Regions from separate parts of the Mus musculus genome. Here region 1 is linked to region 2. The links are chromatin loops, found by intact Hi-C in ENCODE. Cell type or tissue: left cerebral cortex. All regions are shown on one strand. Each heading gives the region's core, and the rest is flanking DNA. Links, peaks and the distances in the headings are about the cores only.

The links. Peaks named below come from ENCODE experiments on the same cell type or tissue, not always from the same donor. Only the 100,000 strongest peaks of a DNase experiment are listed, where the experiment ranks them.
Region 1: it touches region 2 in a loop (2.3-fold over the local background); 11 of 42 quality-filtered maps call a loop at or near these places.

What each region holds. Positions count from the first base shown.
Region 1 is chr17:53,825,627-53,841,031 of GRCm38, forward strand. It overlaps Sult1c2 (sulfotransferase family, cytosolic, 1C, member 2), which reads right to left. Exons shown (of 8, transcript NM_026935.4): 2 at 13,206-13,383; 3 at 12,744-12,869; 4 at 11,275-11,372; 5 at 7,468-7,594; 6 at 6,459-6,553; 7 at 6,144-6,324; 8 at 4,011-4,488. The coding sequence starts at 13,356. The coding sequence ends at 4,376. Among named protein-coding and RNA genes, the nearest start is that of Sult1c2, 13 kb to the right of the region's middle. In left cerebral cortex, for the core only: a CTCF peak has its summit at 7,912 (motif pointing left); DNase peaks (open chromatin) are centred at 7,900 and 11,250.
Region 2 is chr17:53,685,794-53,700,790 of GRCm38, forward strand. It overlaps Sgo1 (shugoshin 1), which reads right to left and starts at 3,522. Exons shown (of 9, transcript NM_028232.2): 1 at 3,418-3,522; 2 at 2,197-2,327; 3 at 1,918-2,065; 4 at 1,291-1,487. The coding sequence starts at 2,059. It also overlaps the pseudogene Gm31532. In left cerebral cortex, for the core only: a CTCF peak has its summit at 3,926; DNase peaks (open chromatin) are centred at 3,623 and 3,899; H3K4me3 peaks cover 1,402 bases; H3K27ac peaks cover 786 bases.

The DNA.
Region 1 (15,405 bases), core at 3,431-11,430, 140 kb after region 2:
GACCAGTCTGTGCAGGTGAGCGTGCAGACTGCAGAGGCAACACATCTTCTGGGACAGGCCCTGTTTCAGACCTTCATCTTCAGCCAGGAGGCAGGTCTGAACGCCAGATATCTGTGCACCTTCCCTGAAAAAGGAGAGCTTGCCTGCAGAGAGTACTCTGACGACTGAGACTCAGGAGAGAGCTAGACTCCCAGGTCTGCTGACAGAGGCTAACAGAATCACAGGAGGAACAAGCTCCAACCAGAGACAACTATAACAACTAACTCCAGAGATTACCAGATGGTAAAAGACAAATGTAAGAATCTTACTAACAGAAACCAAGACCACTCACCATCATCAGAACCCAGCACTCCCACCTCAGCCAATCCTGGATACCCCGACATACCCAAAAAGCAAGACTCGGATTTAAAATCATATCTAATGATGCTGGTATAGGACATCAAGAAGGGCTTTAATAACTCACTTAAAGAAATACAAGAGAACACTGCTAAAGAGGTAGAAGTCCTTAAAGAAATACAGGAAAACACAACCAAACAGGTGATGGAATTGAACAAAACCATCCAAGACCTAAAAAGGGAAGTAGAAACAATAAAGAAAACCCAAAATGAGACAACGCTGGAGATAGAAACCCTAGGAAAGAAATCTGGAACCATAGATGCGAGCATCAGCAACAGAATACAAGAGATGGAAGAAAGAATCTCAGGTGCAGAAGATTCCATAGAGAACATGGACACAACAATCAAAGAAAGTGCAAAATGCAAAAAGATCCTAAGCCAAAACATCCAGGAAATCCCGGACACAATGAGAAGACCAAACCTACGGATAATAGGAGTAGATGAGAATGAAGATTGTAACTTGAAGGGCCAGCAATTATCTTCAAAATTATAGAAGTAAACTTCCCAAACCTAAAGAAAGAGATGCTCATGAATATATAAGAAGCCTACAGAACTCCAAATAGACTAGACCAGAAAAGAAATTCCTCTGGACACATAATAATCAGAACAACAAATGCATTGAATAAAGATAGAATAATAAAAGCAGCAAGGGAAAAAGGTCAAGTAACATATAAAGGCAGGCCTATTAGAATTACTCCAGACTTCTCACCAGAGACTATGAAAACCAGAAGATCCTGAACAGATGTTATGCAGACCCTAAGAGAACACAAATGCCAGCCCAGGCTACTATACCCAGCAAGACTCTCAATTACCATAGATGGAGAAACCAAAGTATTCCATGATAAAATCAAATTCACACAATATCTTTCCACTAATCCAGCCCTTCAAAGGATAATAAAGAGAAAACACCAACACAAGGTCGGAAACTACACCCTAGAAAAAGCAAGAAAGTAATCCTTAAACCTAAAAGAAGACAGCCGCAAGAACATAATCCCAACTTTAACAACAAAAACAACAGGAAGCAACAATTACTTTTCTTTAATTTCTCTTAACATCAATGGACTCAATTCCTCAATAAAAAGACATAGACTAATAGAATGGCTACAAAACCAGGACACAGCATTATGTTTTTTACAGGAAACCCATCTCAAGGAAAAGGACAGACACTACCTTAGAGCGAAAGGCTGGAAAAAAAATCCAAGCAAATGGTCCGAAGAAACAAACTCTAGTAGCCATTCTAATATCGAATAAAATTGACTTCCAACCCACAGTTATCAAAAAAGACAAGGAGGGGCACTTCATACTCATCAAAGGTAAAATCTGCCAAGATGAACTCTCAGTTCTGAATATCTATGTTCCAAATACAAGGGCAGCCACATTCATTAAAAAAAACTTTAGTAAAGCTCAAAGCATACATTGCACCTCACACAATAATAGTGGGAGACTTCAACACCCCACTCTCACCAATGGACAGATCCTGGAAACAGAAACTAAACAGAGACACATGGAAACTAACTGAAGTTATGAAACAAATGGATTTAATAGATACCTACAGAAAACTTTATCCTAAAACAAAAGGATATATCTTCTTCTCAGCGCCACATGGTACCTCTTCAAAAATTGACCATAGAATTGGTCACAAAACAGGCCACCGATACAAAAATATTGAAATTATCCCATGCATCCTGTATGATCACCATGGCCTAAGGTTGATCTTCAATAACAACATAAATAATAGAAAGCCAACATTCATGTGGAAACTGAGCAACACTCTACTCAATGATTCCTTGGTCAAGGCTGAAATAAAGAAATTAAACACTTTTTAGAGTTTAATGAAAATGAAGCCACAACATACCCAAACTTATGGGACACAATGAACACAGTCTTAGGAGGAAAACTTATAGCCTTGAGTGCCTCCAAAAAGAAACTAGAGAGAGCATACACTATCAGCCTGACAGAACACTTAGAAGCTCTAGAACTAAAGGAAGCAAATTCACCCAAGAGGAGTAGACGGCAGGAAATAACCAAACTCAGGGCTGAAGTCAACCAAGGGGAAACAAAAAGAACTATTCAAAGAATCAACCAATCAAGGAGCTGGTTCTTTGAGAAAATCAACAAGATAGATAAACCCTTAGCCAGACTAACTAGAGGGCACAGGAACAGTATCTTAACTAACAAAATCAAAGATGAAAAGGAGACATAGCAACAGAAACTGACGAAATAAAAAACATCATCAGATCCTACTACAAAAGGCTATACTCAACAAAACTAGAAAACCCGGATGAAATGGACAACTTCCTAGACAGATACCAGGTACAAAGTTAAATCAGGATCAGATTAATGATCTAAACAGTTCCATTTCCCATAAAGAAATAGAAGTAGTCATCAATAGTCTCCCAACCAAAAAAAGCCCAGGACTAGATGGGTTTAATGCAGAATTCTATCAGACCTTCAAAGAAGACCTAATTCCAACTCTTCTCAAACTATTCCACAAAATAGAAACAGAAGGTACTCTACCCAATTCATTCAATCATGCCACAATTACTCTGATACCTAAACCTCACAAAGATCCAAAAAAAGAAAGAGAACTTCAGACCAATTTCCCTTATGAATATTGATTCAAAAATACTCAATAAAATCCTTGCAAACCAAATCCAAGAACACATCCAACTATCATCCATCATGACCAAGAAGGCTTCATCCCAGGGATGCAGGGATGGTTTAATATACAGAAATCCATCAACGTAATCCACTATATAAACAAACTCAAAGACAAAACCCACATGATCAGCTCGTTAGATGCTGAGAAAGCATTTGACAAAATCCAATATCCCTTCATGATAAAAGTCTTGGAAAGATCAGGAATTCAAGGCCCACACCTAAACATAATAAAAGCAATCTACAGCAAACCAGAAGGCAACATCAAACTAAATGGAGGGGAACTCGAAGCAATCCCACTAAAATCAGGGACTAGATAAGGCTGCCCACTTTCTCCCTACCTATTCAATATAGTACTAGAAGTTCTAACCAGAGCAATTTGACAACAAAAGGAGATCAAAGGGATACAAATTGGAAAGGAAGAAGTCAAAATATCACTATTTGCAGATGATATGATAGTATATATTAGTGACCCCCAAAATTCCACCAGAGAACTCCTAAACCAGATAAACAGCTTCAGTGCAGTAGCTAGATATAAAATTAACTCAAACAAATCAATGGCCTGTCTCTACACAAAGGATAAAAGGACTGAGAAAGAAATTAGGGAAACAACATGGACTCAGCTAAAGTGGGCAAAAGAACAAGCTTCTCCTAAGAAGAGATGACAGGAGATCTAAACTCAATGGGCTCCAAGCTGAGCACCAAGCCTCCATCTCCTTTTGTCTGGGTACAATTTGTGCTTCCCAAAGGCCACCCTCATGCCTTCCTTCTGTTTCTTTTATAACCCAGAACTAGGATTTCCTTTACTAACATTTGGATTTCTGATATCTCCTTGGAGTCCTTCCCTCACTTTCCTCCTACCAGGTAGAATCTATTCCCATAACATATTGTAACAAGTTGACCACAAACAAATTCTTTCCATTGTAACCAGGAAAAACAGATTGAGCAGGGAAGACATTAGGATTTCATACACTTTCATTTAGATGATCCCTTCTATTTGTATGCTTGCCCTTTGGGTAGTTATTTCAGAGTTAGAATCGAGGCTATACCTTCTAAAAGAATGCCAACATAAAATTTATACTATTCAAGGTTGTTTGATTGATTGGTTGATTGATTAGCTGATTAAGCTGTCTTACTGATTTATACTGAATAGTGGACAAAGTATACATTGGACATGATCTGCCTTTATGAGTTGTAATGTGATGTTAGTAATCACAGAGTCAGAGACACAATCTTTGGCCTTTACAGTTTGCTTTCAGGGCTTCCTTTGGCTGGATTGAGGCTTGCAGACAGACTCCTGTTCTTGGTGATCAACATCTTGATCAGAGTTCCATGGAGAAGTTCAGAGAGGTTCTGCCCATCTTTTGCTTATAGATTTCATCAAACCTCTCATTTTGAGCCACAGTAAAGTGGTTTTTCCAATCACCCACAGTTCCTAAAAGACAAAGGCCAGACAGGAGCATCAGTCTCTGATTGACAGCCTTCGTGTCCCTTACTGGAGTGTGGAGTGACCACACTGGAGCTATCCTAACAGGAGCTCAATTCCTCATCCCCTTACCTCTCCTATCTTAGAAGAGGCCCTAGTTGTCTTTGTGCAGGGACACCAGCTTCTAAATCAAGTCATCAATTAATACAGTGTGACCAACAATCTAGGCTCTACTGTGGTACATACATGTACTGGATAGTCAAAGTCATAAAAATGAAGGAATAATTGACATATAGCCATACCAGGAGATCTTAAGATGTTATACTGGCCAGAGATCTGGGACATAAGAAAACATATACTGTGATATTCCAGGTATATGCCATCTGAGAACAAGCCAAACCTACCTAGAGTGAGAAAATTAGAACCTTTTTCTCCATAGGAAGAGATATTGTCCAAAGGAAAGGAATTCTTTGCTTCTTTGATTAAGGGTGTTGATCATATAGCTTTATTTGTTTATAAAATTTATGGAACTGATTAGTTTATTTCTGTGAATTGTTTTTGTAGATTATATCATTTGAATGAGACTGTATTTTTTCAACAAGAACTGATTAAAATAATTTTAGATAGAGAGATACTCAATGGAACACCTGTGAATGTTTCTTATCTGTGTTTCTTGCCCTTGAATATGATGGGCTCATATTCAAGTAAGCAAAAGTGTATAATGTAACCACAGTTTGTGTTATACTGAACAGATTTCTGTCATGGTATCTATATTTGTGTTTTTATGGGCCAAAGCCAGCAAGCAAAGACTAGAACACAAGTGTATGCAGAGAATGCTGGACAAGGATATGCTGGGAAAATGACTACTTGTCAAATCCTCACCAGAGATTAAGAGAGAAAAGTGGTAGAAGTGTTTGATTCATTTCAGGGCCTGGGATACTTGGTATATTGCAAAGTCAATGAAATGAATTAACTCATGTGCTGAAGGTCAAAGAAAAGATATTCTGGAAGACTGTGTAAACCCCAGCCCTGGTAGCACTGCTGTGGAAAAGAATATGTATGCTAATGAGGCAGAGAGAAGGCCTTCATTCCATGTTTAGCTTCTTGCACAATGGGGTTTAGTGAGGATATATGTGGAAAAGTATTGATTTAGCAATTATTTAATGTAATAATTTAAAAACATAACATTTTCCACTTAAAACTGGACCATCTGGACCAATAAGAATTCTTTCAAAATCTAGGAAGCATTAAGAGGCTGGGTCTCCGTAATACACGTTGAAAGTCCTGAAACTGTCATGAGTCATTGTTCATAGTCAAACTATGCACAGAAGCTGAAACGGAGGCAGCAGCTATGGAATAGAAAAAAGGCACAGGGGTGGAAGATAGAAAGTATGCATGTGGATACCAGCTATACTAACAGCACTTAGAGCTTTCCATTAGAGTGGTACCTTCCTGGTCTCCAGGTCTCAGCTCTGATCAGCCTCACCTCAGGCAGAGTTCCCATTTAGGTGTGCACCAAGGCTAGCTCTGGTCTTAGTCATCTGTAAGACTTGCTTTGTAGATTCTCGTGTACACTAAGAACAAATCTCTAGCCTTCTTAGAATCATAACGTGTGAGTTTTAGGGGGACTGTCTCAGAGTGAGGGATAAAGAAGCCCCACCAACCTTTTCTCATGAAAGGGGAAATGGACTGGTCCAGGATAGATTTGGGGGCCGTAGAACGATTTGTCATAGGATTCTCTTTCATTTTCTCAAATGATGTCTCCAGGACTATTTTATCCACCACATCTTCATCCAAATTCTTGCCCATAAACTGCATCACCTTCTGGATTTCATGCTTTGGGTTCTGTGAGTGAGAGTAACATTGAGTTGGACTGGAAGAGAGTTTTTACACTATCACATTTTCCCAGACATCACTGTCAGAACCACCTTCCTAAAGCAGCCTCCCTGTTCGTGACCCAGAAGCAGAAATTTACCTACCCTCTTCATATCTTCATAGAAGAGGAAGAGAATCTGATATTTGTCTCGAATTTCCCACCATCCTTTCACATGGTCAAACCAGGATCCCCAACTTACTGTAACAGACAAGAACAGTTTTCATTTCAGAGCAGAGACTGCCCCACCTGGGGATCCAACCCATAAACAACCACCAAACCAAGACACTATTGTGAATGCCAACAAGAGCTTGCTGACAGGAGCCTGATAAAGCTGTCTCCTGAGAGGCTCTGTCAGTGCCTGACACATGCAGAAGTGGGTGTTCACAGCCATCCTTTGGACCAAGCACGGGGTCCTCAATTAAGGCGCTAGAGAAAGTACCCAAGGAGCTGAAGGCGGTTGCAGCCCCATAGGAGGAACAACAATATGAACTAACCAGTACATCCATAGCTCCCTGGGACTAAACCACCACTCAAAGAAAACACATGGTGGGACTTATGGCTCAAGCTCCATATGTAGCAGAGGATGGCCTAGTCTGTCATCAATGGGAGGAGAAGCCCTTGATCCTGTGAAGGTTCTATGCCTCAGTATAGGGGAATGCCAGGACCAGGAAGCAGGAGTGGGTGGGTTGGGGAGTAGGAGGAGGGGGGAGGGGATAGGGGATTTTCAGAGGGGAAACTAGGAAAGGGAATAACATTTGAAATGTAAATACAGAAAATATCTAATAAAAAGATATATATGTATATGTGTATGTGTGTATATATATATATATATGGTTTTGTTTTCTTTTGTGTCAGTCTTGGTGTTTTCCCTTAATATGCTAATTAAAGTGGCATTGTGTTGATTATACACAATCACTTGCACGCCATTACAACACGATACATATAAGCTGAGGGAAGTCTATAGTCCAGGAATCCCCCCAAATAAAGCGTTTTGACATAAGCACAGGACACTCTGGAGAATCAACTGTCACAGATAGCTCTCTCAGCTCAGCCTCTTTGGAGTAGAATACAGAAGAAGGGAAGGGGAGAACAAAGCATTTTTATTTATTTACCTTTTCCATTGATGAAGGTTTCAAAATACTCATCCCAGGTGCCTGGCTCTGGGAGCACCTGGCTCATCCTGTAGAAGTGGTAGTAGGAAACCATGCAGTCTTTAGCATTTCGAGCTACATAAAGGAACTTTGGAGAACAAGAGAAGTGGGTTAAAGGGTCACAAAAATGAGAAGTTCTGAGTTTTTGTTCTGGCTGAGTCCTCTTGGGGGAGGCTCAGCTCTCCTGCCCTGGCAGCAAGACTCATCCTAGAGCATTGTTGCCAATTATGATACGTCCAGCACAGCCCTAACTCATTAACGGTTATCTCAATTCTTGGTCTCTCCTTTATTATCAGGGGCTATTATCAGAGTTTTCTCTAGAAACTCTGACTTGTTACCCAACTAAGATGCCAATGAGCCTTCCAACAACCTCAGCGTGATTTCTGGGAAAGCAATAGCTCCACCTGGTGTTTCTATGTGGAGCAGCACTTGCTTTGACTATAAACCCTCTCCATAGCTTCCATAATGATCACTTTAGAATCTGTGTGTTTTCACACAGAATAAACAAATGCCAGGTGCCTTTGAATAAGGGCCCTGCTGGGAGACCTTGACACCTAGCCCATGGTTTCTCCAAGTAAACATGCTGCTGTGCTCCAATGGAAAGAATTTTCTAAAGTGTTGGTTTATTTTTTATTTTTTTCACTTGAATTCTTGAACTTTGTACCTCAGGTTGTCTATCACCTCAGTATTGCCTGACATTTTATGAATGTCTTCTTTCCTTTTCATGTATGTGAGTTTCAGGCACATTCACATGACTCTTGCCTTCCCTCAACTCTCATTCACTCCCTTTCCAAGTTCATACATTTCTCTATTCAGATGCACATAGGCTGGGAGTTAGGATAGTTCTGTTTTTTTAATTTTCAGTGTTTCATATATAAATTTCTAACTATGTACATATAATGTATATATAATAAATACATGTATGTGTGGGCAATTATAAAACACCATTTTTTTGATGATTTGACTTAAAATCACATCTTATTTCTTCATTTCTTCATATCATTTTTTATACAATTATTTATTTTTATCCAGCATTAACATTTTCTTATTTTTCCGTATAACAGGTTTGTCAGAAGTTTTGCGGAGCTAACTCTGGCTGTTCTTTAGCAGAGAACCTTATGAAGGTCTCTTCCCTGATGTATGCTGTAATGTATGATGGTTATCACAGTGGTAATCTGGGGGTCTAAGCTGAGATGACTTCTGATACGATTCATATGCATTTCTGTTCGATATACTCGTGTTTCTGGCATTGGAGTCATCTTATGCTGACTTGTATGAGATGGCAGTGTCCTGGACAGGCCAAGCAGAGGGAATTAATCTTTACACTATTGAGAGATGACATAAGGCGACCCAGAAGCTGCCCATGGTCTCATGTACCATTGACAATGTACACTATATTGGTAAATTGTATTCTGTTGTTTGAATTCACTGAGAAGCCATCTCTGGCAGTGGGGTTACACCACACACACACACTTCAAAACCAAGCATTTTTTCTAAGTTTTCTCTAAGATTCCTTATCTGGGAAGGGACTAGTCCACTAACTCTGTGACTAGGAGGGAAAAGGACAGCAAAATAGCTCAAATTAACTCTTTGTGTTACTGAGAACATCTGGAAGGTGAACTATTTCCTACAGGTGGTACTTTGTTTAGCCCTTTGGGAAAGAGATGCTAGAAGATCAGTTCTCAGACACAGAGAGAAAGCTCGATGTGAAATTCCAGCTGGTGCTTAAACTTCCCCAGTCAGTTTCTCGAAAATGTTGTGAGCACAGGATCTGCTGATGTTGGCACTCTTGATGGGTAAGCTGGCTGGCTATCCTAATGGAGATTCATCAGTAGTTTTTGCTAGATGTTTGTGAGTCCTACCTTTGTAATATTATCTTCCTGCTGTGATTTGTTTCTTGACCAGGAAGTGTTACCCAGGGGCACACTATATTGTGCTTGGCACTCTCTCTGCTGGGACCACCAGCTGACAGACACAAGAGAGCTTGCCCAGTCAGTTTCTGCTTCATGATTTGAGGACCTGATTTGTTGTTAGTCTGTCTGTCTATCTCTCTCCATCCTTCCATCTGCCTGATGCTTTCTATGTATTCTTTTTCTTTGGCTTGCTATATATACTTTAAAAACTCATTCAAATCTGAAAATATAGTCATTGAAGATTATTCTCTACCACAGAGCTTAGCTCCTCCACCTATGCATACAAGGAGGATGCTGACCCATGTTTCCTCTGCCCTCTCTGCTCATTCTCTTATCTTCTTGTGCTTGGGCTCTATTCCAGTCCCCGTGCAAACAGTAAAGCCAATGTTGCTGACTTTCCCAGGACATCAAATACCACTGCACAGCTCCAGGCTGATTCTGCTTTTCTTAATTGTTTTCCATTTTATTTCCTGTAACTAAGCAATTTTCTCAACTTTTTTGATCTCAGTTGGACAACATCAAGAGGTGTTCCTCCTTGGTTTCCTGATAGCTGGTTTCAGTAATGCCAGGAATAGAATTGTCATTCCTTACCCAGCTGTACTGACAGTAGACAAGTCTCTTGATCATGGGAGTCACAGCTTTATTCCTGCTATCTAGAAATATTTTAATCCTTTTTAAGTAATCCTTAATTTTAAATTATGTGATAATTTTAAGTATATTGATGTTATTGCCTGCTTGTATGAACATGCCAAATGTGCATTCAGTATCTACAAAAAACAGCAGAGGGCATCACATCCCCTAGAACTGAAGTTTCAGACAGTTGTGAGTCTCCACATGGGTGCTAGCATCAGAGCCTGTGTCCTCTAGAAGAACAGTCAATGCTCTTAACCACTGAACCATTTCTTCAGTCGTTTTTTTTCTTTCTTTCTCTATTTCCCATTTAGAAAAAGAATACCCTTAAAAAAAGCTATTGAAAGCCGGGTGTGGTGGTGCACATCTTTAATCCCAGCACTCAGGAGGCAGAGGCAGATGGGTGTCTGAGTTGGAGACCAGCCTGGACAGCCAAGGCTACAGAGAGAAACCCTGTCTAGGCAAATGAAAAAGAAAGAAAGAAAGAAAGAAAGAAAGAAAGAAAGAAAGAAAGAAAGAAAGAAAGGAAGGAAGGAAGAAAGGAAGGAAGGAAGGAAGGAAGGAAGAAAAGAAAGAAAGAAAGAAAAAAGAAAGAAAGAAAGAAAGAAAGAAAGAAAGAAAGAAAGAAAGAAAGAAAGAAAGAAAGAAAAGCTATTGATTGCCTCATCCTGAGATCTCAGCTCCATCCACTGCAGGGTTACTCTACCTTGTACACTCCTACCATGGTCCTGGATCCTTAACGTGTCAGGAACATACTAGACAAGACACTAGGGTACATGACATAGTCCTGTACCCTAAAATGTCAAAAATGAAACAAGCCTGTAGGCTGCTGAGGCTGCGGCCAAGCCTCCTGTGAGGCTACAGTGGGATTTACCCTTTGATCACCAGTCCTTTGCACTTCATCTGCTCCGTCTTGTTCGTGCTCCATTCCATAAGTCCTCCTATGACCTACAGTCTATGGTTCCTGATCCCCACACCCTGTCTGTGTCACTGAAGAACAGATGATTTCCAACATCTCAGTCTGGCCTCTGCCTTCACATCACCTTTGAAAGCATCAAGGGAAACACCCTACTAAGTCTAGCCCGGTGTTTGACTTTACTGCCAAGTATTAGGTCTCAGCAGTAGAGAATAGTTAGTGTTGAGGAAGGTAATCTCACCCAGGCTTTGGAGACCTGATTCTCTGGGTTTGCTGCTCCAGTCTCCATGGGAAATGCTGCTATCTTACCTTACAGTTGTTTGTCCAGAAAGATGGTGGCAGCAGCTGAGTGGGAAGATGGGTCCTTAATATCCTTGGAGCTGGCATCTCATTGGCTTTGTCCACACCTGTAACCGAATTCAGGCACAGTGCATGAGAACGCCCACTCCAGGTGCTGCTTTCTCAGAATACCTATCATGGATATGGATTCACTTATTTTCCCTCTTCTGTGGGGAGAAGCTTTAGAAGAATTTGAGAAGTATTGCTTTTGTGTTTGCCGGCTTACATAGCTGAAGTGCTGGGTACAAGCTTTGAGTGAATTAACTTCATCATTTTGCAAAAGAGAAGTTAGAGGGTTAGAGAAGTGTGTGTGTGTGTGTGTGTGTGTTATTAAGAAAAACCCAAATAGCACTGCTTCTCAGCCCATGACCCTTAAAGTAGCACTTTTCTTTGGAAAGAGAATAGCAAGTCCCTGCCAAGGACTTATATATGAATTTCTAAATGCACTGACATGAAGAAAGGATATCCTGACATGAAGACATCCCCTTGCCTGCGTTACAAGTTTCTAAGTATATCTGATCAAGAGCTTTCTGTCTTGAAACAGTTGAATGAATTTATCAAAGCCTGACAATGGCTGTTCCAAGAGTGTCATAGTCAACACTAGAAGGGTTCTGCTTTCTCACAGCAGCATTTGCAAGGGTTCAAAGTTTCTGGTAACATCACTCCATGATGTGATGAGTTAAAATTGGTCCCTAGCCCTGACTTCTGTCTTCTGGTTGTCCTTGTGAACTTTCCTCCATGTATGAAAAGAAAAATCATCAGGTTAACTTTATGTGAAAAACATTCAACTGAGCAAATAATTGCCTCTGCTTGTGTGTGTGTGTGTTTATGTGTATCTGTGTGTGCATGTTTATTTGTGTATGTGTGTACGTGTGTGAATGTGTGTGTGCCTGTGTGTTTATGGTGTCTGTGTGTGCATGTATATGTGTGTATGTGTGTACATGTGTGTGTGTGTTTTGAATCATCAGACACTGTCCAGAAAGCACTTGGTTATAAAAGGGTAGAGTACTGAGAGCAAAGGGGTGTGAACTGCTAATCAATAGAGTTCTATACCTTCTTCTGTTCTACAGTTACACATGACCAGAGCAAAGTTTTACTAATAAAACGAGGCAGAATTTTGCCTCCATATGCATTTATCTTCCTTGCTGACTCACATTTGGTGGAAATAGAGAAAAGAAAAGAGATGAATCTGGGAAGAATTACTCATGCATTTAACCCAGCACTCAAGAGGCAGAAGCAGGAGGATCTCTATGAGCTCAAGGCCAGCATAATATCGTGAATTCCAGTACAGCCAGAGCTATGTAAAGAGATGCTGTTCAAAATAACAATGAAGGGGAGGGAGGGAGACAGAGGGACAAGAAAGAAAAAGAGGAGAAGATGAAGAGACCAGGACAGGGATAAGACAGGAGAGGAACATATATGGAGCCAGAGTCTCTTACCTGATGGTTGGGGTGGCCGTGCCCACTCAATAAAAGGGTGTCGGTGTTGAATGATGGTTCGCCGGCACTTCTCTACATCACCATTCTGCTCAATCATGTCCACAATTTCTTGAATCCATGTTGTCCCTGGGGAGACCAAAAAGATTAAGAGTCAGAAACCTATTATTCTTCAAGCATACTAATGAAGGGGTGTGGATGCAGATGTTGGCTTTACCTTCCACTCTAACCAGGTTTCTGTTAGCTATGGAAGGAAGACTTTGGATCTCTGTGCAAGGTGGAAGAGTAAAGACAAAGCTCACTTCTTCCCAAGAAAAATGAATGGTAGAGGAGACTAAGCTTCAAAAATCTCAGGGCTGACACATTTGAGGTGGCACCCATCATGGAACAAAAGTGGCCAGCTTGTCATTGTAGGATTCCAATAGCTCAGCGGATGAGGCTGGGGTTATTACTTTACCAGGTTACCTGATTTAGGGTAAGTACAAATGAGGAGGTCGTCTGGCTTGGCCTCGAAGGTCTGAATCTGCCTCCAGTTGTCCACAGTTGGAGCCTGCAGTGGGATCCCTGCTACCTCTTTCAGTTTGGTTTGTCTGCTCAGTTCTGGGGTCAAGGCCATGATGTCTCAGGAAGGAAGGTCCAGTCCCTGTGAGAAAATATCAGAATGGAATTCTTATAGTACTGTGATAAAGTACACACAACATGAAAGTTGCTATTAACGATCATAAGTGGATGGCTCAGTGGCATTAGTAATATTCCCGCTGTTGAATGTACATCATCACCTTCCATCTCCTGAAAACTTTTTACTTTCCTAGATGGAAACTAGGAGCCCATTAGTGCTAAACCTCTGTTCTTTGGAGCCTGGTTACCATTATTTTCCTTTTTATCTCCTTAAACTCTAAATACTTTAGAGAAGCAAATTCTCTTTGTCCTTTTTGAATGGATTTGTTTTATGTAGTTGAATGTTCTTAAGGATCAACTGTATTGTGGCATGCCATCAGATTTTCTTCCCAATTAATGCTGACTTTTACTGCATGCCTGCTTGTAGTGTGGTTTGTTTATCCTTTTCCCTGTCCATGGGCACTTGGCGTGCCTCCTTTCAACTATTGTGCTATAAACACAATGCACAAATATCTAAGCTCCTACGTTCATATTTTTGGATTCATAACTCAATGGAGATGTGCAAGATAGTATACTCACATTTTTGAGAAGTTGTCATAGCACTGTTCTACAGTGGCTGTATTATTTAAGAGGACCACCAGCCGTGTATTTTCACTGACTTGTATCTCACTTAAATATCTATCCCAATAGATTTGTTTACTTTTCCTTCATGACTAATGGTGAATATCTCCTTATGTGCTTACAGTCTACTTTGTCTTTTTCAGAGTGCACATTTTTGCACTGTTTGCTGTTGGTTGCTATACCTAGAAATTTGTAAATACACAAATAGGAGGGTAGGCGAATAAGTGACTATTGAAGTTTCAGAAGACATCTACTACGGCTGCTCAGTGATTGCTATACTGTGTACCTTTATTATATTTATTATAATTTGTTTTTATTTTTTACTTAACTCAAGCCACAGAACATTAAGAGAGAAAGGTCTTTGTGGAAAGTTTAACAGTAAACAATTGCTGGAAATTGAGTAAAAGAAAATTGCTCAGCCAGTCTAGGGAGTGAAAGAAAGGAAAACTGTGCCCAGGCTGGCCAGACCAGCTCTCAGAGTGACACCTTCCCAGAGAAAGCTGAGTTCTCTAGAATGGATGCAGTGCTTTTAGAAAATGATGATCTAATTCTTCTCGAAAGCATTTCAGATACGAGCAGCAGCTATAGTTGTAGTATGGCAGAGAGGGTAGACTTCTCATAAAACTCTGAGATGTGATGTAAACAACTTCAATCGAGGAGGATACGAGTACTGCCGTCTCCACTTCCTTTCTTTTCTTTCAAGGGTGAGAGTGGGTAGGGTCTCTCTACATATCCCAAGATGACCCATAGCTCACAATGCTTCTGCTTCAGTCTCTTTGGTTCTGAAGTGACAAGTGTAAGCTACACTGCTTGGTTTAGAGCACTGACACTTCCAACATACTTTCTATGTTATGTCCTTCCCTACATTTTCCTTCCTTTTAAATTCACATCACAGGTTTAGCATAAGTAATAATCATGCCTCTAAATATCAGAAGGCTTGCAAAGCACTAAATCGGTGGCTTGAGTACGACCTCAGCTAGTATCTATCTACCAATCTCATCATACTTCTTTAAAAATTGCCTCATTATAAGTTGTAGGTGTGCAATGAAATTTAGGATGCTCCTGTGATAAGTCCATATGCACAAAGAAAACTAACACAGGAATTGTTATTACTTAATGAATTTTTGTCCATGTCAAATGTAAGTTTTGGTATCCAATATAACAGTCCCCAAAGATATTCTCATTCTGAACTCCAGTGGAACTTTGGCGGTGGGTGTGGAAGTCCTCAAAGTATACCGATGACGCAGTTCCCACTACCAGCTCAGAGACAAATGGAAATAGATGTCAAGGCCTTTAGAAGCTGAGGGTAAATCAGAGGTAGCAGCCTCTGTCCTTCACCTGCCCAACAGAACTGAAAGCTGATGTCCAGCAGATGAATCGAAGAGGGATGCTTTTCTCTGAGCCTCTAGGAGTGCAAATTGGTACC
Region 2 (14,997 bases), core at 1-8,000:
TGAGCTACAGACTCAGCCCAAGAAAACCTTACACTAAAATATCTCAACCTGCGCATGGCAGCACTTAGATGGCTGAGGCAGGAAGACTTTGGGGCCAGTCTGGTCTACACAGTGAGCTTGAGACCAGCCTGGTCGACATATTGAGATCTTGTCAGAAACAAACAAAGAAACAACGCTAAGCTCTCTACTACTGAAAAACCAACCTTGCGCACTGAAGTACAGGTACAGGATGGCTCACAAGTGATCACATGCATGTGTGACAGAGAAACAAGCAAAGCACCTGATATTAAATGCTAAGTACATATCAGCAACTAACTAGTAACAATACACTTAACGGAAAGTCATCAATAGATGGCATCGAAGGCGCGAGAATAATAGAATTTTTCCCCCTACTGTTTTGAGGCTTATGTCATTAAGTAGTCACTGAACACTGGTTCTTCTAATTTCAGCAAAAACTCTGCGAAGTAGGGGCTGGAGGTATGTATGGCTCAGCAGTTAAGAGTGTGAACAGCTCTTTGGGAGAACCCAAGTCTGGTTTCCAGCACCTATTTCAAGTGGCTCAAAATGCCTGTAACTCCACTCCGATGAGGATCCAATGTCTCTGGCTTCCATGTGCACACACACTCACATACATATACTTGCACATACTCACATACATATATTCACACCACTCACACACACACACACACACACACACACACACACACACACACACAATTAAAAAGGAATTGTTTAAAAACTGGAAAACCATGGGGGAGATTCAGAAACCATTAGGTTTACACTGTACTAACTGAAAAAGGAGGAAAAAAGATTAAGTGTTGAAGGAAAACAATCTTTAAAAAGTAATTGAAATCTTAGAGAAAAGTCATGAAATCATATGTAGGCTTCAAAAATCTCTTCTAGAGATGAGGTCTCATTGTGCAGTTCAGGTTGACCCATAACTTGGGTCTTTCTGAGTTAGCATATTGAGTTCTGGCATCACAAAATCGCAGGTATACATGACACTCAGGAAGAAATAGCACCTTCTAGAAAGACAACTGTCTTCGATAACGTCAATATACACATTATATGTGAGGGCACATATATGTATGTTACTTATTTCTATATAACACCTAATGTTATCCTCTGAACTACACACAGACACACACACAGAGTAAATGGATATAATGAAGTATTTTTTTAAAAAGTGACTCTCCGAAGAATACTTAAGAATATTTTCCATATCTAAATCTATATAAAGCTGAACTGCATATGGCAAAACTACACAGAAAAGTTTTGTACTGAATATACCTGAGTAGTTTCTTCACTTTGTCGGGAAGTTAGCTTCTCTTTCAATGCATACAGCTGACAAGTAAGGTAGTAGCATTCTTTTCTCAGTTGCAGGATGACATCCTGTGCTTCTCTCACTTTGGATTTCTCATTTTCCAAAGCCAAGACTAACAACCTGTTGTTATCTTGGTAATATCTCAGTAGTGTAGCAGTGTTAGCTATAAGATAAAATTTTCAGTTAGTAAGCCTCAACCTAGAAGGTGAAGCAGAGGCTAGAGATATCTCTCAATGGCTAGGAGTGCTTGCTAAGAAACCAATGAGGCCCACAGGTCAAATCCCCTAAAGAGCCAGGTGTGGTCCTGCACACTGGTGACTCTATCTGCTGTGGCAGGACGGAGGGAAGGTAAGGTGTTAAAGGTGTGTGGAGACAGGAGGATCTCTGGGGCTTGACTGGCTGCCACAATAGTTCCTTGTTCAGTGAGAGACCCTTTGCAGGGGAACAGGGCAGAGATTAATAGCAGGACTCCAGAACTTCTACTACAGCAACACCCCACTGTGCTCCACACACAAAGAAACACACACAACACACACAAATGCCACACTTTCAAAGTAAGAATGCTGGAAGAAGACAACACAAAATTCTCTTACTGGGTACTTGGCCCGGTGCAACAATAAAGGACTTGCGTTTCCCAATCCCCGCCAAATTTTTATTCCTTTTTTCTTTCATTCGATTCTTAATGTCTTCAAGGGTATCTTGAAAGGACCTTTTCTGACACCTTTCCTTAGCCATCTTTGTCTTTGAATTAAAAACAAAACAAAAAAAAAAAAAACCAATGAACACTTCTCAGATATTTTTTAAACATAAAATTTAAGAAACATAGGCTGTTCATCAAGAAGGGATTACAAAAGACTAAATTGTAAACTTACTTCAAAAAAAGCAATATTTTGATTTTCTGCTTAGAAATATTAAGTCAGGTGTTGTAGAATAATCCAAGCTACTAAAAAGGCTAAGGCAGGTGGGTCATAGATTTATGCTTGGGCTACATAGTGAAATTCATCTAAAACAAAACAAGAAGAAAAAAGATGTTAGAATCAAGCCATCATAAGAAAAAAAATCCCATAAAATGTCATTCATGCTTTTGCTATAACCTTATCTTCTACTATTTCATAGGAAAGTATTAAATAACTCCAGAAAGTATCAATTATTCATCTTATAGTAAATATTCATTGGAGGCGTACAACATTCTAGGCTCTATGGGAACTTATTATTTTGGGACAGGATATTGCTGTTACCCAGTCTGGTTTTGAACTTAAGAGCTCTCATGTCCTTCCTACCTCAGCCTCCTGAGTAGCTGGGACCACAAATGTATGAGCCATAAGCAGACTTACTTTTCTTACAATGTTTATAGCCAACCTTTAGTGTTTAGGATTACAGTATTAGTTCAGAAGCAATTTATATGTATATCTGGGTTTCTGTTTGGCAGCTTTTCTCTAGTAATTTTGGGGCTGAGAAAACATGTATTCATGTTAATAACAGTAGCGTGCTTCAAGCAAAATAAACTTCCTGGTCTCAAAATTGTAAACTGTTGCCAACCACAATGTGTGCATATAATTGTCACCACAAGAACTATCTTGATTCATCTCCTTTTAGTTAAGTGTTTTCTTGAATCTCTTCTTGAGTATTCTCACCAGGACGTATTTTCCTCCACGCATAATGAAGCCTTAAATTGGTACTGTATATCTTATCTAACCCTTTATTTTTACCAATGTGTATATACGATAGATTGGAGAGGGGAGTTCAACAGAATAAATGCAACGACTTCTTATAAGAATGGGTGGGTCACCATCAAGTTTTAAAAGTTTGCACCGGAGACATCTGAGTGACACACAGAATGAATAACTGATAGAGTTAAAGTTAATTACAGTTTGTTCGCGTGCGCGAGCACAGTGGGATGGAAATCGGGCCTTGTGCGTGCTAGACAGTGCAAGTCGGCGAGAACACCCCTTCCTCCGGCCCCTATCTAAAAAGTTTTTGCTACTTTGATTGAGCAAAAGCCCTGTCGATTTCGGGGTGCTCGCTTTCGCGAGCGGAACGCGTCGTCCGGTCGGAGAGATACCTCCAGTCCCGCCGCCCGTACCGCTCCGTACCTCGGCCACTCAGGTCCGGACGAGCAGATGCAACCTCCCGCTCCGCCGCGCTCCGCAGCTACCGCCGCCACATTCGAAATTCTGCGTTACGCGTATCCATTGGCTGGCCGGACACCATCACGTGACACTCCGGCCCGCCCTTCTCCGTAGACGCAGCGCCCGGCCCCGGGGAATGGCATCACGTGGCGCGCCTGCGCACGCGCAGCTGTGGCTGGGGTGGGGTAGAGGGGGTGGAGTCAGGCTGGAATTGAGGCCTTGGCTCGGCGTCCGCCTTCCCACAGCCTAGAGATCTAGCGACTTTGAGACTGGGTCTTGTCTGGGTGCGTCCCTGACTTCCGGTTAGACCTGGGGTGTTGACGCAGGCCTGAGAGCCCAGCTCTCAGAAGGCTGAGGCAGGAGAATGACGAGTTCGAGTTGAAGCCTGAGTTGGAGCACGAAAGATCCAAACAGATCCTGGCGTGGCTTGTCAGGGCGCCCAAGGCCGCGCAGCTCTTGTGCTCCGGGGCGCGCCCGTGTGGCAAACGTCCATCCAGCACGTTTAGCGCAGGCTCAGCGAAAGGACTGATGTGAGAGACTGGGCTCTCCAGGTTCAGCCCGCTGGCGAGATCTGCGGGTGGGCCTGGCTGATTCAAGAAGAAACGCCAAGTGACAGCCCGATCCTGTCCTGTGCATTTACGGAAGAGATTTACAACCGGCTGCGCTCACCTCAGAAGTCATTGTAGTGCAGCAGCCGTGACTGAATTAGAAGGTCATCTTGTGGGATCCGTTTTTTAAAGTGCTTTCCCGGGAACAATCTAAACTTCTTTATCAGTTCCTGATAATAGTCAAGGAATTGGGTTTAGTCATGCTGAGAAAAGTTCGGCACGCTTACACATCAGGCAGCGTTACTGGGTAGTTCTGAAGGCACACAAAGAAAATGGGAAGGGGAAGGTGGCAGCAGGGAGCCCTACCACAAGACATTTGGAGCCTCCACAGTTGAGTGATTGCTTCATAAGTCATATCCTTGGCAGATGTCTTGTGCCATAAGGTAGATAGATATACGTAGCCAATATAACAAGTTATATTTTACTATGCTGGTCATCACACAAGGTTCACACTCTTAATTTCTTACCTAGGGTCCTAAGATTATCGTTCCACGGCTGCTCATTTATGGCTCTCTTCTTTGTTTTCTGTTTGTTTTTGTTTTTGAGACAGGGTCTTCTTGTAGCCCAGGATGACCTCTAACTCCTTACGCTGTAGAGAAGTCTCTCTGTGTACCTTTGACTGTCTTGGAACTCACTATATATTTGAGGTTGGCCTCAAATGCAAACAGATCCACCTGCTTCTGTCTCTTGAATGCTAGATTAAATGTGTGTACCACCATGTCCATCTCCTAAAAAAGTTTGGTTTTGGTCTGTTTATTTGGCATTCAAAAAACAAAACAAAGCAAAACAAAACAACGGGTTAAGGCAGGTTTTTTACACAGCCTAAGCAGACTTCAAATTCGTGATATTTCTGCGATGACCAGGAACACACAGAGATATGCTAGTCTTGGCCTCCCAAGTGCTGACATTAAAAAAAATTTTTTAAAAAAGATTCCTTTGGAAATGTGGATATGATCCAGATATCAAAAGCTTTTGCTGCTCTTGCAGAGGACCTGAGTTCAGTTCTGAGCACCCATGTCAGGCAGCTCACAACCACCTCTGACTTCAGCTCCAGATTTGATGCCCTCTTCATGGGCACCTGTGTACAGCATGTGGCATACGTGATCAAAGAGAACACATACATATATACAAAAATAAGAATTAAAAAACCCTTTGAAAGATTCTTTAATACTTACCATGTCATGTGCTGTGTATTAATTTGAATAGCATACAAATGTTAGAAACTTGGTGACCAAAAGTTTTAAGGAATTTGTCAGAACCAAAATGCAGCAAACTATCACATCATTTTGGTACCCACTTATATTGGCTTAGTCTTTTCCTTTGTTGAGCAGTCCCAAGCTGTGGAGAACCTATATAAGTGTACAGTAGACAGACAGGCTGGGGAAAGTCCTACTTTTTAGATTGCTTGTAGCTTTCATCTGCATGTTTTAGAAATGTATCTTAACCACTTGAAATAACTTATTAAACCTCAGAATCCTTGCTGTATACTTCTATTTTAGAGGGTTGAATTTCTCAGCCTAGTGCCAAGAATGTAAGTATTTAATTGAATTTACTGCCTGTGGCAGTTTGGATATGCTTGGGCTATGGGAAATGGCACTATGAGGAGGCCTTGTTGGAGGGAGTGTGTCACTCTTTAGGCAGGCTTTGAGGGCTCCCAGGCTTAATTGAATGCTGCTGAAACAGTCTCTTTCTTTCTGTCTTCAGATCAAAATGTAGACCTCTCATCTCCTCCTAAACCATGTCTATCTGCAGGCTGCCATGCTTCCTGCCATGATGATAATGAACTGAACCCCTGAAACTGTAAGCCAGCTCCAATTAAATGCTGTCCTTTATAAGAGTTGCCTTGGTCATGGTGTCTCTTCACCATAGAAACCCTAACTAAGATGCTGGCCGTGCTGGCGTTTTGTTTGTTTGTTTTTGAGACAGCGTCTCATTATGTAGCTTTGGCTGGCTTGGACATAGGTATGTGGATCAGACTGACCTAGAACTCATACAACCTACTGTCTTTGCCTCCTAAGTGTGTGTTTAAGGTATGAGCCACTACACTGCATTCCTATTTTGGCATATTAAATCTCCCCTGTAGGCTCATGGGTTTGAACACTTTATCTCTACATGGTAACGCTGTTTCGGGTGGTTGTAAAACCTTAGGCTATGAGACACAGCTGGAGGAGGTGGGAGGGTTGGGGATGACTGCTTTGGGCCTAGGCTCTCTCTGCTCTGCTCAGTGGCATGTACAAGCATTTACTGCACACTCCCACTGCCACACATCTAGTCTGTCATCCTGCCTTTCCTGCCATGATGGACTTACAACTCCTGAACCATCTCTCCTCCCTTAAGTTGCTTCTGTCATGTATTTCATCACAGCAACATAAACACATGTAACGTAAGCGCATGCTCTGCTCTGTGCCAGGGCGTTCTATGTATTGCTTTATTTATTTTTTATCTTTTTTTTTTTTCCAGAGCTGAGGACCGAACCCAGGGCCTTGCGCTTGCTAGGCAAGTGCTCTACCTCTGAGCTAAATCCCCAACCCCTTATTTATTTTTTTAAATCATAATAAGTCTATGGTGTTTATTGTTAAAAACTGTGTACTTACTCAACATGATATAGAGATATTCATACACAAATAGGTGTATTTGTGTGTTTCTTTAACTTGGATGAGTGTTTGCTTGCATGTGTGCATGCACATTATGTCTACTACCTGTGGAGTCAGGAGAAAACAGCAACCTCTGGGAACTGGACTTACAGATGTGGGTGCTAGAAAACTGAACTGAAGTTCTTTGCAAGACAACAAGTGCTCTTTACTGCTGATCCTTCACTCTAGACTCAGTAGATTTTTTTAAAATTTGGTATATATATATTTTTTTTTTTCCCGGAGAGATAGGGACAGATATACAGATAGACAGAGACAGAGATAGGAGTTGGGAGGATGAAGATGTAGGGAGGGTCTGGGAGGACTTGGGGGAGAGGAAACCATGATTAGATTATGTTGGATGAAAAAATTGTTTTAATGAAAAGAAAAAGAAAAGGTATACTCTAAAAATGGTGTTTAGGCTTGTTTTGGTTAACAATGCAGATAATTGGTAATCTAAAGATCTGCTTTTTTTTTTTTTTTTAATTTACTTTGCAGTTGCATTTTTTTTTTTTTTCCAAGACAGGGTTTCTCTATGTAGGCTGTCCTGGAACTCATGCTGTAGACCAGGCTGGCCTGGGGCTGCATTTTTATATAACACACAATATGAGCTTATCATTTTCATCTCCTCTATTGCTTTCTTTTCTCTCCCTGCCTCCTTGATTTTATACTTTTCCAATCCTTGAATAGTCAGTTTTTTTACTTTGATGTCCCCTGTACCACTCTAAATTCTACATAGGAGTAAAAACCCATACAATATTGTCTTTTAGAGTGTGTCATATTTCTCTTAGCATGGTGGTGTCCAGTTCCATCTGTTTTCCTGCAGTGATATCACTTTGTTCTTTGTAGTTGAATAAATCTCTGTTGTTTCTGTTTGATCTACTCACCTACTGATGGACATTGAGCTAGATCCATATCTTGGCCTTTTCGGCATCTAATAGATGATCATGTGATTTTTTTCCTAGTTTGCTTATATGGTGGCTTACGTTAATGAATTTTTGTATATTGAACCATCTCTACATCCCTGAGATGAAACCTACTTGATCATGGTGCATGATGTTTTGCTGTGTTCTTAGATTTAGTTTGAGAGTATTTTACTGAGTATTTTTGCATCACTGTTCATAAAGGAAATTGGTCCAGATTATAGGTGTGTAAGGCTACACCTGTCTCAGTCATTATTTTGATTACAATGTTTCTGTGTAAATGATATTTATATATGTATTTTTATATTCATAGTTTTGTATTTCCTAAGTCTTTTATGTTTTTCAGTAAGAAAAGAGGTTGTATCTTTTAGGAACTCATACTCCTTTTGTTCTTAATTCCTTTGTGCTGACCTATTCATTTGGTTTGTTTCTTGCCTAGAAAATTCCTTGGTTTCTATGATGTGGATTTTCTGGTGTTTTTCTTCTCTCTCTCTCTCTCTCTCTCTCTCTCTCTCTCTCTCTCTCTCTCTCTCTTTCTCTCTCTCTCTTTCTTCCTTTCTTTGAGACAGGGTCTCTATTATGTATCCCCGACTGACCTGTAACTCTGTAATCCAGACTGGCTTCAAGCTCACTGAGATCCACTTGCTTCAGTCTCCTAAGGGCTCGGAAAAAGGAATACACCACCCATACAAGGCTAGTGATGAATTTTTAAGATATTATTTGACTCTTGGTTTTGAAGGAAATAATCATTTGGTGTGGAATTACAGACTGGCAGATTTTTCTCAGTTGTTGGAATCTGTTTCCTTGTTTGGCCTGGCAGGCATCCCTGTCTCAACCTCTCTTGTTCCTCTCTTCAGAATGTGGCTCCTCCTTGTGGCTGCTTGAAAGATTTTCTCTTTCTTAGATTTTAAGCCATTTGACTGTGATGGATCTATTTCTCTCTTTAAGGATCCTCTCTAAGATCACTCACATCATTTGTGTTAGTCTATTGGAACCCACCAGCAGCCTACGAATGCTCCTTTAATCTGTGCTTTGTTTCATTCTTCTATTTTTCCTTCTTTGAAGGAAATATTTTTCTAAATGCAGATGACCTGAACTCACAAAGATCATGGTGCATGTGTGGAGACCAGACTACTTTCAGGGTTAGTTCTCTTTCTACTGGCAAGCCATCTTTTCTTTCTTTTTCACTCTAATCCAGGCTGTCCTCCCAACTTGTCCTCCAATCCTTCTGCCTCATTCTGAGCATCTCAACATTTTGGATATTATAAACTCCATACTGGCAAGCCATCTTTTCTTCCTTTTGGAGACAGGATCTCACTCTAACCCAGCCTGACCTCCAACTTGTGGCAATCCTTCTGCCTCATTCTGAGCATTGAGGTTACAGATACTAGCCACCATGTCAAATTTTCTTCCTTTCTCATCTTTCCGTTCTTCCCCCTTTCTCTCACTTTTAGAAGTCCCCCCCCCCATTTTCTGAGATTTAGTCAGTCACTAAAGACAAGAAGCTAGAAGTTACAAAGAATTTATTCTTATGTGTTTTTGTGAATGTAACATATGTGCAGGTACCTGGGGAGTTTGAAGAGAGCACATTGGATCCCCCGGAGCTGGAGTTATTGGCAGTTGTGAACCACCTGACAGGTCACTAAGTGTTCTTAACCAGTGATCCATCTCTCCAGCCCATTATCATCTTCTGACTTAAGAACTTTGTTTTTTCTGCATCAACTCATCAACATGTGGAGACCTAACAGTACATTGCCTAGGATCGTGTTTGGTGAGATGGGCTAGACCCTGATCCACAGTGACTATTACTGCCCCCTTGGTTTTCTGGACACAGTGGCCTCACTCTTGCAACCCACCTGCCTTATACTACCAAGTTACTACTCCTTTTAAAAACCAGAATAGTCACATGTATCTGCCATATTACAGAAGTATATAAAGCCAAAGTGCTTGCTTACCATCTTCCTGCTTAAGCTAGTATGTGAATTCAAGCTGTCACATGGAATATTAGAAAGTTGAACTACTTCCCCCACATAGTTTTAAACCTATAGTAGCACTACTTACACATACATACACTTTCGCTATTTTAAGAAAGGTGCTGAACTACATTCTAATAGTTTATCCAGTTGCCACATTAAATGCCAATGTGCCACTTTGCTGGTGACAATTGCTCAGTTTGCAGAATGTCTACCTAGAATGCATAAGACCCATAAACAGGGCATGATGGTACCTGCTAACAGGAGGACTTGGAATTTCAAGACACTCTGAGCTACACAAAGAGTTCAAGGCCAGCTCAGGCTAAATGAAGCTTATCTCAAAGCCAAACCAAACCAAACCAAACCTCCCCACTTAATAATTACTGACTTACCTGTTACAGATCAAAGTAAAAGATCCACAAGTTAGGATAAAAGAAGAATGAAAATAGAAATTTGTGCAGACTGCAGGAGCATAATTTGCATAGCACAGGGTCACATTTTGCAACCAACCCCGGACCTCAACTAGCATTCATTCTATTATGTTAATGAGGCAAGACTACAGTTTATCTCACACCAGGTTAGGCTTTCTGTCAAATCATACCAGTTGGACAGACTTCAGCCTTTTAAGCCTAGATTCTTATTTGCTAAACAAAGAGTTTTTCTGAAATGAGGCAGAAACAGGAAGATCTCAAGTTTAGGTCAGCCTGGGCTACATATTGAAACTCTATTTCAAAATTAATCAAAAAAAAATGTTGTGTCTGGCCAGCAGATCACAGGTTTGTATGAAGTGAGCTGTAATTGCGCTTTCAAAAGATGATTACTCTTATAATTATCTTAATTAATAATATATGGGTGAGTAGAAAATCTTAAATTTGCAATCAAACTGCAAGCTGCAGTCAATGTAACAATGGCAGTCTTAACCATAATTTTTAAGTTTCTTGTGTAACGTTAGGATAATATCTACAACCTTAGGAAAGCAAAACCCAAGTTTAAAACAATTTATCATCTTTAAAATCAATATTAGAAGCATTACTATCATATTATGAAGTTTGGCTGCCAGTTAATACCTATGAATACCTATTAAAGCAAGCTTTAATGCTTTAATAAAGAGGCATTGCTTTAAATCTTATCTTAAATTTTACTATTTAGGATAGGAACCACATTAATTATTATCTAAACTAGAAATATCTTTAGAGACCCAGCCTCTGGGCCTGCCTTATGCCACGTGTCAGAAGGACTCTAAACTTGAGTTATCAAATTTAACACTAACCATCTGTAGCAATGTAACAATTATTAATCTTAACCAACAACTTATGAGCTGAATGTGAAAACATGCAGAGCACATTATCAATAAAAAGGAACCAAATGAAGCAGTTACATTTAGACCATTCAGAGAATATTAATTTTTGTAGCTACAATCATAGAATAAAAGGCACTTTACCATTTGTCAAACACATTAGTCACGAACCATTTATCAGCTTTTTTACACCGAAACTAAGAGGCTGTGCATTTGCCCTTTTCTCCTAAAACAAACAGTTTTTCTAGCAGGGGCCCTCCTGCCATGTGTCTGATTCCTGGCTGAAGCACGTGGCAGCTCTCAGCTTTGCAGATAAAGTTTTTTATACCATCTTTATTATCCAACATAAAACATAGAACATTCATTCATACAGACTGGACACGAACATACATGAATTGAACACGAGAACAGATTGGTGCACCAGACATTAGACAAGACACAAAAGGGGACACAGTACTACTTCTGCTATAAGGCCCAGAGAGAACAAAGCATGGCACTCCTGAAATTTCTCTCTGCTTTTTGGGACATTTTCCTCCCTCATGATGCAATCCGCCTGATTATTAATTTCCTTTTAATAAACCCTTTCTTTTCTCACACCTAAAAATGTAGCTTCGGAGAGCCACGGCCTACCACCTGTTATAGTTCCCAGCTCCTCTTAAGCTTCACTGCTGAACCTAAGTGAATTAGCTCTCGGGTTTAACGCTGTTTCAGCTTAGCCCATACCAACCTTCTCCGGTATGAATTTCCTTTATCCTTTAATTATTTTCTTCTTCTATGGAGCTCCAAACCAGCAGTGCCTCTTCCAAAAATCCTTTGCCATTTCTCAGTCTTGCGTTGGTTCACCAAATGTTGTGTCTGGCCAGCAGATCACAGGTTTGGGTTCTAGCCTGGAAAGGCATTTTGGAAACCTGGAAGAGAAGAGGGGATGGGCTGCGCGAGATAAGGAAGGAACCAAGACAAAGGTCTCTGCTCAAGGTTCAATTTTTACTATTGCGGCACTCAATAGTAGAAGGGGGAGGGGCCCGATTCCCGCCAAATAATCTTGAGGTCCAGTAGCAGGGTGTATGGCTACAAACAGCAAAGCGGCAGGTTCCAGCAGTGGGCGTGGCAGAACAATTGAGCGGGAAGCTCCACCCCTGAGCAAGCAGGTTTCAGGCTGGGGGAGGGGAGACTACAAAAAGAAAGACAAAAATAAGTTAAAAGTTGAAGAAACAGAATTGAACACATTAGCAACAAAATTCTGATTCCAAGTATAGCACTGTCAGAGGCCTAAATATTCTTTGATTGTAGACAGGGGTTCACTGTGTGTAGCCTGACTGTCCTGGAACTCACAGGTCTCTGCTTCTTGAGTGCTGGCACACCACCCCCACCTGACAGAATATTCTTATTTTAAAGTGTGTGGTACACGTGCATGTATGCCACAGCATGCATGTTGAAGTCAAGGGCAGCTTTGGGGATCAGGTTCTCTCCTTCCACCATATGGGGTCTAGCTCAAACAGGTCATCAAGTGTCTCTTCACACTGAACCATCTCACTGCCCCCACCAAATTTTGCTTTTAGAGCTGGTATATTAAAGTAGGAATTTTAATTTTCAGGGGCAGAGTATTCAGATACCAATGCCACCTGAGATATGTTGTGAATCACAATGCTGTACAAAAAACCACTGCTTGTTCTTAAACATATGATAATTCTAAAATCTTGGGGAAAACAAAACAAAAAATCCAAACCCCTTCTAACAGCATCTTTTAATCTGTCTGGACCAGATTTAGACTTCAGGACATTAATGAAGCAAAATGTTGCAAATATCCCAGGTTTATCTCAACTATGATCATACCATACTGCCATCTCTTACTGAAGACTTCAGTTAATAACTGTCGAGTTTAACGTGGCTGCTTATTTCCCCAATATGAATTTTTATAGAACTTACTGTTTAATTGCACATTACAGAAATCTAGGATGGACACTTAACAGTGGAATTTTATCATCCATATCCTAAATACATTTGAGTTTTAATTTTCACCAGTAAAATATAATATATATACATATATATACACACATACTTTGTTCATTTATTCATCCATTATTATTTATTGATTGATTGTGTGTGCATATACCTGTATATGAAGGTCAGAGGACAACTCCTAGGAGATAATTCTTTTCACCATATAGGACCCAAGAATGGAACTCAAGATTAGCAGGCCTGGTAGCAGCTGCCTTTACCTAATTTTCTTATCAGCCCCCAAGTGTTTTGTCCTTTAAGGATTTCTAATTTTTATGTGTATGTGGTCCTGTGCACACAAGTACAGAGGCCAAGGGGAATTGTGTGCTAACCTACATGATGCTAGTAATTGAATTCAGGTCCTCTGCTAGAAGACCACATTATTGCTTGTTATTGCTGGGTTACCTCTCAAAAGCCCACCAAAGATTTTGTTGTTGTTGTTGTTGTTGTTTGTTAATTACTTGGTGCTGGGAAGATGTTTCAGTGTTTAGGAATACTTGGTGCTCCCCTAGAGAGTTAGAGTTCAGTTCCCAGCATCCATTTGGGTGGCTCATGGCAAACTAACTTCTGCTCTAGGGAATCCAATGCTCTCTTCTGGACTCTACAGACACCCATCCTCCTCATGTGCACATACACATAATTTAAACATTAAAAAACCCCTTTATCTGAATATTTAAAAAAATTGCTGAATAGATGTTAAGAAACAGTAAAAACCATTCTTTGAAACAGTTTCATAAAAATTTAATTTAGTAATTATTTTTCATGACCTGTAGTTTTTGTTTTTTTGTTTTTTTTTGTTTTTTTTTAGTTAAGTGTTTTAAAGTCTACTGGTTAACACTGAGATTTGAATTAGGTCGTTTCCCAGTTAAAAATCCTATCTGTACAGTGTTGAGCTTACATATTCTAGAAATATTTACATGTCATACTTTGTGTTTAGCATTGAAACAGAATTAGTAAGTTGCATATGTTAATATGAACTGATGATTAATCTTTTGATCTCTTTCTCTTAAACAACAAAACACTTGTTTAGGAAACGTGCAAGCAGTCTTATGCAGAAATGGAAAAGGGTTTTGCCTGACCAAGGAACACAGTACACGAAACACCAAAGAAAGAAGAAGAGTCCTTTACAGCGAAGCAGTGATCAGTTCAGATGACCCCTATGGCCTCCTGGATGGGCACATCAAAACCACCAGGGGTCTTGGATTCCATGGAAACCTCAGACTAAAAAAGTCCATTATTCCAGCACCGCAAACAATCTCTGTCCCTATAGATGATCTATGTCAGTTTCTCATCTTAGCCACGAATGGACTTTGGCAAGTTTTGGACAAGAAGGAAGTCACTGCACTGGTAATCACCTTGTTTCATGCATATAAAGAAACCCATGTTCCTCGCCCTAAAAGCAAACCCTGGCCACCTATAGGCCTTCTTTCCCCACCAGACAGTAACATCCGAGTGCTGTTCCAGTACCAGCCTGAAAATGAAGACATTATGTCAACTGCAGATGGGACGAAAGGGTTATCTGACTCAATATATGCTGAAGCTTACACTCATCAGGGTACATTTTCTCCAAAAGTGACCCCTTATGACCCTTGCAGCACAGAAGAAAATAGCAGCTTACCCACTATAGACAGTAAGCAGGAAAGTGAGAAAGAACTATGTATTAAGAATTTCTACAAAGGTGCAGCTGAGTACATTGGCTGTGAACTTGTAAGTGCTGCAATAGAAGGGGGTTCCAGCGACAGCATCACTGTTATGGTAATGTTTCTCAATGGGAGCGAGTATCACAGGCTGACATAAAAACATTCCAATGACCTAGAACAGCAAACAGTGCTACAAAGACTCCCGTGAAAACCATTCCTTAGACTGGGAAGGAAATACAAAAGCTGCAGCTTATATATCATGCATATTATGGTGTATACTTTATGTCAAAGACAGAGAAAACTCAGTGTTGCTTTTTACATCACTTTATTCCAACCTGAGCACCTCAATATAAAACTAAACACCAGTGAACTGTTCTCCTTACTAATTTTGAGTTACTGTAAAATGTACAAGTTCTGCTAGCAGATCAACACTTAAATAGATTAAATCATCTGACACATGGTAGATTTCATATAA